Regions from separate parts of the Homo sapiens genome. Here all the other regions are linked to region 1. A link is a contact called in ENCODE Hi-C or POLR2A ChIA-PET data. All regions are on one chromosome and are shown on one strand. Each heading gives the region's core, a stretch centred on a gene start or an enhancer-like site at or near the end of the contact. The rest is flanking DNA. Distances are from core to core; before and after follow the strand shown.

The links. A loop is a pair of places that touch in the nucleus more often than their neighbours do. ChIA-PET counts read pairs that join two places held with the same protein, here RNA polymerase II (POLR2A). Pooled maps may share reads with other maps.
Region 2: a loop to region 1 is called in a pooled map, with 8 times the contacts of the local background. The contact joins the promoter of NFKBID here to the promoter of FXYD7 in region 1. A Hi-C loop is called at or near these places in 5 of 50 pooled maps.
Region 3: a loop to region 1 is called in a map of gastrocnemius medialis, with 4 times the contacts of the local background. The contact joins the promoter of U2AF1L4 here to the promoter of FXYD7 in region 1. A Hi-C loop is called at or near these places in 2 of 168 maps with a recorded cell type or tissue (ascending aorta and gastrocnemius medialis) and 14 of 50 pooled maps. POLR2A ChIA-PET finds 5 or more read pairs at or near these places in 2 of 52 experiments (CD4-positive, alpha-beta T cell and OCI-LY7).

What each region holds. Positions count from the first base shown.
Region 1 is chr19:35,141,478-35,144,721 of GRCh38, reverse strand. It overlaps FXYD7 (FXYD domain containing ion transport regulator 7), which reads right to left and starts at 1,467. Exons shown (of 6, transcript NM_022006.2): 1 at 1,358-1,467. The coding sequence starts at 1,388. It overlaps FXYD1 (FXYD domain containing ion transport regulator 1), which reads right to left. Exons shown (of 8, transcript NM_021902.4): 5 at 3,150-3,186; 6 at 2,201-2,250; 7 at 1,951-2,002; 8 at 1,613-1,805. The coding sequence ends at 1,980. RefSeq lists enhancers at 684-1,245, 1,246-1,806, 2,930-3,244 and a silencer at 3,127-3,244.
Region 2 is chr19:35,898,775-35,902,018 of GRCh38, reverse strand. NFKBID (NFKB inhibitor delta) reads left to right here and starts at 1,479. Exons shown (of 12, transcript NM_139239.5): 1 at 1,479-1,577; 2 at 3,197-3,244. The coding sequence starts at 1,517. RefSeq lists a silencer at 1,446-1,595 and enhancers at 1,495-2,050, 1,956-2,205, 2,051-2,607, 2,620-3,191, 3,192-3,244.
Region 3 is chr19:35,743,921-35,747,164 of GRCh38, reverse strand. It overlaps U2AF1L4 (U2 small nuclear RNA auxiliary factor 1 like 4), which reads left to right and starts at 1,747. Exons shown (of 6, transcript NM_001040425.3): 1 at 1,747-1,817; 2 at 1,953-2,040; 3 at 2,744-2,842; 4 at 3,020-3,153. The coding sequence starts at 1,774. It overlaps PSENEN (presenilin enhancer, gamma-secretase subunit), which reads right to left and starts at 1,514. Exons shown (of 4, transcript NM_172341.4): 1 at 1,465-1,514; 2 at 1,174-1,330; 3 at 642-746; 4 at 1-457. The coding sequence starts at 1,234. The coding sequence ends at 318. RefSeq lists a silencer at 3,035-3,195.

The sequences.
Region 1 (3,244 bases), core at 218-2,717:
GGCTCCCGCCAGGCCTGCTGCCTCAGCCCTGCCCCCCTCCCTAGGGTAGCTTCCAGCCTCTGCAGCCCCCCCCACCCCCCGCCCTGCTTCGGATTCTGCAGATATGGCTCAGTGCAGCAGCCCCCGCCTGCTGGGAAGCGCGGAAGGGAGGGAGCCATCCAAGTGGAATTCGGGTTCCCTTCACTGCCAGGGGCTTCTCAGCACCCCTGGTCCCCTGCCCTCAGTGCTGGAGACCCTTGCTGGGCACTGGCTCCCTCTTGAAGCAGTCTGTGCCTTGCTCATCTGCAGAAGCAGGATTAGCAGTGGGGGCTATTAGGGGGCGACGGTAGAAGTGGGTGTTTAAGTGGGTGCATAACTGGGTTAATTGGTGTGGAATGGAAATCAGTGTGTGGCTGGATGGGGGCAGTAGGGGCAGCTAGGTGTATACCCAACAGCACCTCTGGGATTGGAAAACACCCCTGCTGTGGGCTGGAAGGAGGGTCCCATCGCCCCATTCCCACACATAGGGTCTCACTGCAGTGGTTTGGGCCCCACCCCACATGGCTCCCTTCTTCTCTTTCTACTCCCCTCTCTCCCCATGGGTCCGTCTCTCTCCCTCCGTCTCTCTGCTTCTCTCTCCATAGCGGTCTCAATCCCACTATCTCCCAGGCTCTCATTTTTTTTTCTCTCTCTCTCTGCATCTCTGTCTACTGCTCTCAGCCTCTCCCCTCCACTGGGAATCTCTCTGAGTCCATCTATTTGTCTTCCTGGGTCTTTGTATCTGTGACTCTGGATCTCCTGCCTCTCTTGGTCTCTGTCTCTTCCAGGTTCTCCCTGTCTGTCTCTTGCTATATCCCTTCTCTCTGTCTCTTCCTTCAGCTCTCACTCCTTTCCTCTGAACCTGGCTGTCAAGGGTTTCAGGAAACAGACACCCTAGGAGACAGCACTGGAAAGAAGAGGGACATGAACCTCCTCCCCTTCCCTTGCCCACCCCAGGGACCCTGAAATCTTCCAGAACGTCTCTGGTCGCAGACCCACCCGCTCCCACCCTGCAAGCTCATCTCTTCCCCGTCTGCTACCACCACGGTGCGGGACCAGCCACCCGGTTGCCATAGCGACCTGTCCGAGCATCCCTTCTCCCGGGACTGCCACTCTCCAACCGCAGGTCTGGCACAGGACGCCTGCCGGGGAGGGGGTGTCCCAGAGACCCGGAGGGGCGATCGGGGGGGCGCATTACAGGGGCTTCCGCCCACAGGAGGAGCGGACCTCCCTCCCCCAACTCCCTTGCCTTACCATTGCTTGAATCTCCCGACACCCTCTCTCCTAGGCTCTCAGATCCCGGAGCCCCCCTGCAACCCCCTCCCCAAACGACGCTCACCCTTTGTGGGGGTCTGGGTCGGGGTCGCCATGCTGGGCCGGAGCAGGGGGCTGCTGGATGCTTTGGCGGCGAAGGCGCGCTGCAGCAGCTGGAAGCAGGACGGACCGATGTGGGGGGGAGCTGGGGGGAGCCCTGGCGTGGGGGGGCCTGCAGCCAATGGGGGCCCGGGGAGCCCGCCCCCGTGCAGGCCACCCCCGCCCCCGCCCCCGCCCACCACCGTCGTCCCCGCCCCTTCCTCTAGGGTGGGGCGCCCCCTGCTGGGGCCCAGTGGCGCTGGCGTTTCGCGCTGAGGGACCGAGACCGACAAAGTGCTGTCGAGAGGAACGCACGTTTTATTGGAAGTCTTGGCGGCAGGGGGAGTCTGCGGGGGCAGGGCTGGGGAAGGGGCGGCGGAGGGGGCGGTGGGCGCGCAGGTGGAGCGTGGGAGATGTCAGGTGCCAGGGGAGTCCTGTGAGGGTGAAAAGGGTGAGAGGCGAGGGGGGACGTCCAGCCCCACCCCTCGCCGCCCTTCAACTCTGGCACTTGGCCCCCTCCCTCTCCCGCCTTTCCTTCCTCCCTCCTTCCCTCCCACCGCCGTGTCAGAGCTGCAGCACCTGGCCGGATTCCATCGCTCCAGGTGTTTCTACCGCCTGCGGGTGGACAGACCTGGGGGGAACACGGAGATCGGGGGTCATTCTGGAGAGGCATCCCCAGCTCCTGGGCAGGTGGGGCCCGCGGCGGGGCAACTCCCCGCCCTCCGCTTTCAGATCCAGCCCTTCCCTCTACGCAGCCAGGGAGGGCCGGGAAAAGCGGTCCTTGGAACCAGCCCTCTCCCCAGAATACCCGCAGTCTCCCCAGACTCACGGCGGATGGAGCTGCGGAAAGTTCCCTCCTCTTCATCGGGTTCCCCAGTCCTGGGAAGACAGAGGCAGAGGGATTTCGGGATGGAAAGGGGGAGAGGCTGCCCTTCTAGGAACCCCCCAGTACAAGCCTCCTTTCCCAGATTGGTGTAACTAGGCCCAGATATGGACGAAGAGCAGGCTCGGGGTCCGCCAGAAATGAGGAGCACCCAGGAGCAGCTTATGTGCTGGCAGGGGGCTTCTAAGCTGGTTAACAGTGAGTACCTCCGCGGATTTGGGGGCAGGGATGTGAAGTTGGTGGGGGAGGGATAGTCATGGGGACTTGGCAGACTGCCATGAGATGGCCTGGGTTGGAAACCCAGAACCCCCCATCTTCCACTTGAGTGATCTTGAACAAAGTGACTTTACCTCCCTGTGCCTTAGTTTCCTCATCTGTCAAATGGGGTTAATAACAGCACCTCCCTCCCAGAGGAAGTGAAACCGTATCTAACACGTGGTACACACCCAGTAAATATTAGCTACTACTTATGATAATATCTATAATTGTTCTAACATATTCATACATTGTCCATGCTTTAACATTTTATTCGAAGAGGAATCAAAGAGCTAGGAACAAGACTCTAAGCTAAACTGGGCCGCGTGTGAGATGATCTCATTTCACCGCCGTTTCTTCTTTCCTGCACTTTGTGTTATCACGCTTTGTGATTTTTCTATCTGTGGGGCTGTTGGAACCCACGGCCACCGCCTCCACTAGGCTGGGAGCTCGGCCAGGAAGGGCGGGAGGTTTTTTCCTCGCTTGGTCCCAGGGCCAGGCTTGGGCCATGGCACATAGTAGGTGCTTAATACATAGTCGCTGACGGGGATCGGGCTGCGGGTCAGGGGTACTCCCCGCCTCACCCGCGGCGCCCTCCAGAGCAGGAGCGGGCGAAGGAGGGCGGGGAGGGGCGTCTTACCTCTGCTGCTGGTTGAACTTGCACCGGCATCTTCTGCCTGTGGGCGTGGAGAGGTAGGAGAAGCTGAGGCTCCCTCCCGGCGGGCGCCAAGCGGC
Region 2 (3,244 bases), core at 230-2,729, 760 kb before region 1:
GCCACAAGACTGGGTGAGATCACCAAGGAAGTGAGTGCAGACAGGATTCTGCCCCTATCACAACACACACTGAATGGGGGAAGAGGAGGAACTTTGCCAGGGAAATGGAGAAAGAGGGAGGGGACCCCTGAGAGCATGGCATCTTGAAAGCAGGGGAGAGGCCACCGCAGTGGCTCATGCCTGTAATCCCAGCACTTTGGGAGGCCAAGGTGGGGGGATCACCTGAGATCAGGAGTTCAAGCCAATATGGTGAAACCCCGTCTCTACAAAAATACAAAAATTACCCGGGCATGGTGTCAGGCTCCTGTAATCCCAGCTACTTGGGAGACTGAGGCAAGTGGAGGTTGCAGTGAGCCGAGATCTCACCACTTTGCCACTGCACTCCAGCCTGGGCGACAGAATGAGACCCTCTCTCTAACAATAAAAATGTAATAATAAAATAAAATAGAAAAGCAAGCAAGCAGGGGAGAAATAGGGCCAACATGGTCAGTGCTGTGAAAGGTCACCAAGTGAAACTGAGAGTGGCCTCCCACTGGAATGCCAGCTCCAGGGCTGGGAATTCCTGCCTGCTTAGTTCACAATACACAGCAAAATGCCTCCTCTGCTGCAATAAATTATTTTAAATGATGAATGAGTAAATGAAACCAGACCTCTAAAAAGGGTGATGTAGGGGAGAGGGAGAAATTGAGCCACACCCTATACCCTTACCCACAGACCCTTCCTCTGGGAGTCTAGACCCCCAGTCCTGCCTCCCTCTGGACCCAGTAATATTCTCCCTGCCCCCACCCCATCTCCATCCCCACTCCTACCCCTACCCCCATGGGCAGGACCCAGGAGACAAAGCCTCCAGCACCCCCTTAGACACAGACCCAGAAATCCAGGCCCCAGCCAGGCACCATGGCTCAAGCCTGTAATCCCAGCACTTTGGGAGGCCAAGGCAGGCGGGTCACCTGAGGCCAGGAGTTCGAGACCAGCCTGGCCAACACGGTGAAACCCCATCTCTCCTAAAAATACAAAAATTAGCCAGGCATGGTGTCCAGCACCTGTAGTGTCAGCTACTCGGGAGGCTGAGGCAGGAGAATCGCTTTAATTCAGGAGGCGGAGTTTGCAGAGATCGCACCATTGCACTCCAGCCTGGGCGACAGAGACTCCTTCTCAAAAACAACAACAAAAAAAAAAAAAAAAAAAAAAGAAAAGAAAAAAAAGAAAAAGAAAAGAAAAGAAATCCAGGCCCCCCGGTTTCTCCCTCCTCTTGGAGCCCGGTGCCCTAGGCTCCTTCAGAGCAAAGATCTGGACCCCAGCTCCCTCCTTCCCGGGGGGACTGAGTAGTCCGCCTCCCAAGTCCGCCGCGCCCATTCAGGGACTGCGTTCGCCGGAGCGCGACCCGGGGACTCCCAGGCCTGTGGGCGGGCCCTGCCCAGGACTGGGCGGTGCCATAACCCCTAGTTTAAAAACTCGCGGGTACCGGACCCAAGATCGGGGACCCGGCGGCGGCTCCGCGGGGGAAACAGCGAGGCTGGCGCAGCGCCGAGGCCGCGGCCCTGGGGGCCCGCAATCCACGCCACGGAATCCCCGAGGTAATGGGCGCGGGCAGGACGCGTTCGGCCCCCTAAGAGAGTGAGGGACTGAGGATCGAAAGACTCCCGAGGCCCTGAGGGACGGAGCTGAAGCGTCAGTCCTTTATCCCGAGAGTGAGGGCCCTAGGTGTTTGGAGGAGGAGGGGATCGTGGATCGTGACAGAGGGGCGGCTGGGATCCCAGACTTCTGGGTCCTGGGGGTGCAGGGGCCTGGGGATCCAGGATCGCAGGGCCCCGAGGGTGCAAGGGCTGGGAGGCTTGGGAGGCTGGATCTCTGGGTCCTTGGAGGTGCTAGGGGTTGCTGGCAACCGAGACTCCTACCCCTAGAAGCAGGGACTAGGCTGAGTGCGGGGGGGGGGGGGGGGGGCGTGGTTGCTTAAAATCGGCGTGGGTCTCGGTGGGGAAGGGTCCGGAGCCTGGCCTCAGGGTCTACGCTGGCGGTGACCCTGCCTCTGCCCCGCCCTGGGATTTCCGGATGGCCACCCGTGCGGGGCTGAGCAGGAATTCCCCTTGCGCGGGGATTCCACGAGCGCCACGATCGGCCGCGCGCCCCGCCTCGGAGCAGGACACCTGGGGCACAGGACTTGGGGGGAAGGGGAGGATGGAAGATTCCCTTGCGTGAGCGCCGTGGCGTCAGCGCGCCGCGTCGGGGCTGTTTCCGAGCCACCTCCTCCCGCCCCCGCCCCGCGCAATCCCCACTTAACCCTTCCTCCGCCGGAACCCAGGCTCGGAAGGGTGAGGGTTCTGTCTTTCTGAGTCGTGGGAAGGAGTTTGGGAACTGGGGCTCCCAGGTCCTAGAGAGGAAGGAACTGAGGGTCCAGATTCCTGGGGCCTGAAAAAGAGACTGTATGGATGGGCCTTTTTTTTTTTTTTTTTTTTTTTTTAATGGAGTCTCTCTCTGTCGCCCAGGCTGGAGTGCAGTAGCGCGATCTCCGCTTACTGCAACCTCAACCTCCGCCTCCCGGGTTCAAGTGTTTCCCCTGCCTCACCTGGGATATACAGCCGCCTGCCACCACGCCCGGCTAATTTTTATATTTTTAGTAGAGACGGGGTTTCACCATGTTGGCCACCTGACCTCAGGTGATCCGCCCCCCTTGGCCTCTCAAAGTGTTGGGATTACAGGCGTGAGCCACCGCTCCCGGCCCGGGGTGAGGCCTTTGACTTCTCGAGGAGGGGCGCTGGGGACTCCTGATTTCCGGGTCAGGTTCTAGGGAAAAAAATGTTGGGAACCTGGATGTGAGTCTAGGGAGTGACGCCTGGCGCCGGCCCCCCACCAACCCGCTGACTTCAAAACTTGGATATCTGGGGGTGGAATTTTTTTACGGAAGTGGGGTGGTTGCTGCAGAGGGGTGCCCTCCTCCCCCTTCCTCACTTTCCGCGACGGTGGTGGAAAGTTGGGTCAGAGGGAAAGTGCGGAGCAAAAGGAAGGAAACGGCGGAGGCGGATGCCCCACCCCAAATCTTCTAATGGCTTTGGAGGAGTCAGGCGGCATCTATGTGCCAGTTTTTCCGCGCGGGAGGGCGAGGAGGGTGCCCAAACCCACTCCCCGCGCGCCACCCCCGCGGCATTTAGGTGACTTAAGGACCCTTGATGACTTCCCCCTCTCCTCTCCCGCACAGTGAGCAGGGGTGAGCGCAGCCACTGCCCAACGCAAACCGTGAAGAAGC
Region 3 (3,244 bases), core at 498-2,997, 600 kb before region 1:
AGCAGGAAAGTTCCTAGTTCAGAAGATTATGAGTAGTATGCACTGTAAAAAATGTACATCATGTCTAAATACTAAGCCTCGTACAAAGCTCTCAACAGATGTTTTTAAATATTAATAATCATTTATGCCTCAACCTCTAAAAGATCCCAGGAAGTCAGTATCGAAAGTTAGGGTCCTTTATTGGGGGATGTCAGCAGAGAACGTGGGACATGAAAACAAGTCTTAGGAGTTTGAGAAGGGGCTCCCAGGACAGGCTCCTCTGCTTTAAGGAGCCTGTCCTGGGAGAATAAGCAGGGCCCCAGTATGTGCAGAAGTTGTCAGGGGGTGCCCAGGGGTATGGTGAAGGAGAGGTAGTCCCCAAGGGCACCCCAGCGGGGCCGGTAGATCTGGAAGATGGTGATCCAGGAGGTGAGCACTATCACCCAGAAGAGGAAGCCCACAGCTGAGCGCCAGACATCTGTCATGGGAAACAGAAGCTGGAAGGGTTGGCCTCCGGCTGCTCTCCAGACTTCCCTAGACCAGCCTTCCCTTCTCACCCAGAGCCCCAACATTTTGGATCCTCCATTGTCCCTTCCCACCAAGATTCCCCGCTTCCCCCTCTCCCCTGCCACTGGCCTCCCTCCTCTGTGCTCTAGACTCACAGCCTTTGATTTGGCTCTGTTCTGTGTAGGCTGGGACAAGGAAGGCCTCTCGGAAGAACCAGAAGATGTTGACCAACCAGAGAAAAGGCAGGAAAGCAAACCCCCCTAGGGAGAAAGAAAAACAAACAAACAAACCCCAAAACCTCATAAGGCAATGAAGATCTTCTCCAACTCCCACCGAGATCTATTTGGAAGAAACTCTCCCACACCCAAGTTCAAATGGAGATTTCTGTTGTCAGGGACTCAGGAATCTGGCTCCTCTTTGGGATCCAGGAATCTGATTCCTCAACCATCTCTTTCACAGGACCCAAGAGTCCAGGCCCTCAATCCCCCTCCTCTCTTGGGATCCAGAAATTGAGGCCCCAGCTTCCTCATTCCTCAGGACCCAGGCCCTCCCCACTCAAATCCAGGAGTCGGCGTTCGCAGGTCCTTCATCTCTTAGACTTAAGAATCCAGGCCCCGAGGCCCTCTTCCCTCGGGTGCTCTAGTCCAGTCCCCTCTCTTCTCCTGGGACCCTAGCGATCTGCCTTACCCAGGTAGTACTTCCGGCACAGGTTCAATTTCTCCTCATTGGACACTCGCTCCAGGTTCATAGCTGCGCTGGGGCCGGGTCGTCCCAAGGGTCTGCGGGGCAAGACCCAAGCCTTGACCCTAAGTAACAGATGCAAGGATCACGAACAACCACGCCCCTATTAGAACAAATCAGAGATAAATGTAAAGGTCGGTTTGCTGAAAGCAGGGCATCCCCACCCCCACTAGTAAGCTGGCTGGATTAAAGAGCTCTTTATATTTACTAGGGTGGGCGAAACGACCCCCAACTCACCAGGAGAGCTCACTTCCTCCGGCTGGGGTGCCTTAGCTACTTTCAGTTATGGACGTTTGCGCGAGACGCCCCAGGTTTCCCTGGAGATTGTAGTCTTCTTTGGGCGAGGCAACACTGCACGCATGCGCTGTTAAAAGAACTCCTACCGGGGAGTCTATGGGGAGGGCGCGCGCCTCCCACGCGCAAGCGCCCTGGGGCGTTTCCGAGCGCTTGGTAAGCGCCTGGAGAGGGCAACGAACTACACTTCCCAGTGCTCCTAAGCAACGGAAGTGACGTAAGAGCAGCCAGACCTGGAGGGCTTGGGTAAAAATGGCTGAATATTTAGCTTCGATATTCGGGACTGAGAAGGACAAGTGAGAACGGGCGCTGGGAGTGGACTCTCGGGGGGTCGGGGCCGGGGTACTGGGGTCCTGGGTGGTGGGGCGGTGTTTCTGGGGTGCCCAGCTTCCCCGGCCCTCGGTTCACCTTTGTCTTTGCACCTTTTCCAGGGTTAACTGCTCTTTTTACTTTAAGATCGGGGTCTGCCGGCACGGGGACCGGTGCTCCCGGCTTCACAACAAGCCGACATTCAGCCAGGTGAGACCCGGCACGGAGCCTCGGGGGTTAACGGCTCCCTGGCCCTTCCCCTTCTGGGGCCGTCGTCACCATGTCCCGCCTATTCCGGGTTCCTGAGTCCCTCCCCACCGCCCGGCTTTTTTTCTCATTGGACCTTTCTGCAGGCTCCTCCCACCGGTCTTCGTGCCGTTTTCCCGGGAACTTGGTCGCGCCCCCATGCGTACAGGCTACACACGGCGGCTGTTCATCTTTGCCAGTCCCTTCCATCCCGCTGTTCATCCTTGCCAGTCCCCTCCATCCCTTTTCTGGTTTCTTAGGGGCAAAGGATCGCCGATGCACTCATGATGCTTAGGCTGGGGTGTAAGGTTCCACCCCCAACCTTCATGCCTCACTCTCTGTTCATGCAGCCCTGCCCTCTGAGCTCAGGCCCCGCCCCTTTTAAATTCTGTGCAGACCATAGTGCTGCTCAACCTGTACCGGAATCCACAGAACACAGCCCAAACTGCAGACGGATCACACTGTGAGTAAGGGACCAGGCCTGGGGGCAAGGTGAACAGCCCCCAGTAGGCTACACTCTGATTCCACCCTGCCCGCCCCCACCCCAGGTCATGTGAGTGACGTGGAGGTGCAGGAGCACTATGATAGCTTCTTCGAGGTGAGGGTTGGTAGGGGCAGATGGGGTTTCTTGTGGGAGCTCAGCTGAGTTCCTCCCCGTCTTCCACAGGAGGTGTTCACAGAACTGCAGGAGAAGTATGGGGAGATTGAAGAGATGAATGTGTGCGACAACCTTGGGGACCACCTCGTGGGCAACGTCTATGTCAAGGTGCTTGCTGCCCCCCACTTAGGGCCCAGAAGTGGAGGCGTTTCAATGCCTGATGGTGGCCACTGTAGGCTCTCAGCTTGAATTTCATCACTAAATCCAGTCCAGCCCCAGAGCGGGTAGTGAGTCCCCTGAAGATCTCTGAGTTCTCCTGCTGACCCTGACTGACATTTCCTGCAGTTCCGGAGGGAGGAGGATGGAGAGCGGGCCGTGGCTGAACTCAGTAACCGCTGGTTCAACGGGCAGGCTGTGCACGGTGAGCTGTCTCCTGTCACTGACTTCCGGGAGTCATGCTGTCGCCAGTATGAGATGGGGTATGGTAGTTCAAGGGTGGGATGGGCACTTGGAATCCCAGACTTTGAATGCGTGGTAGGGGCTGTCAGTGACAATGGCTTCCTCCATCTC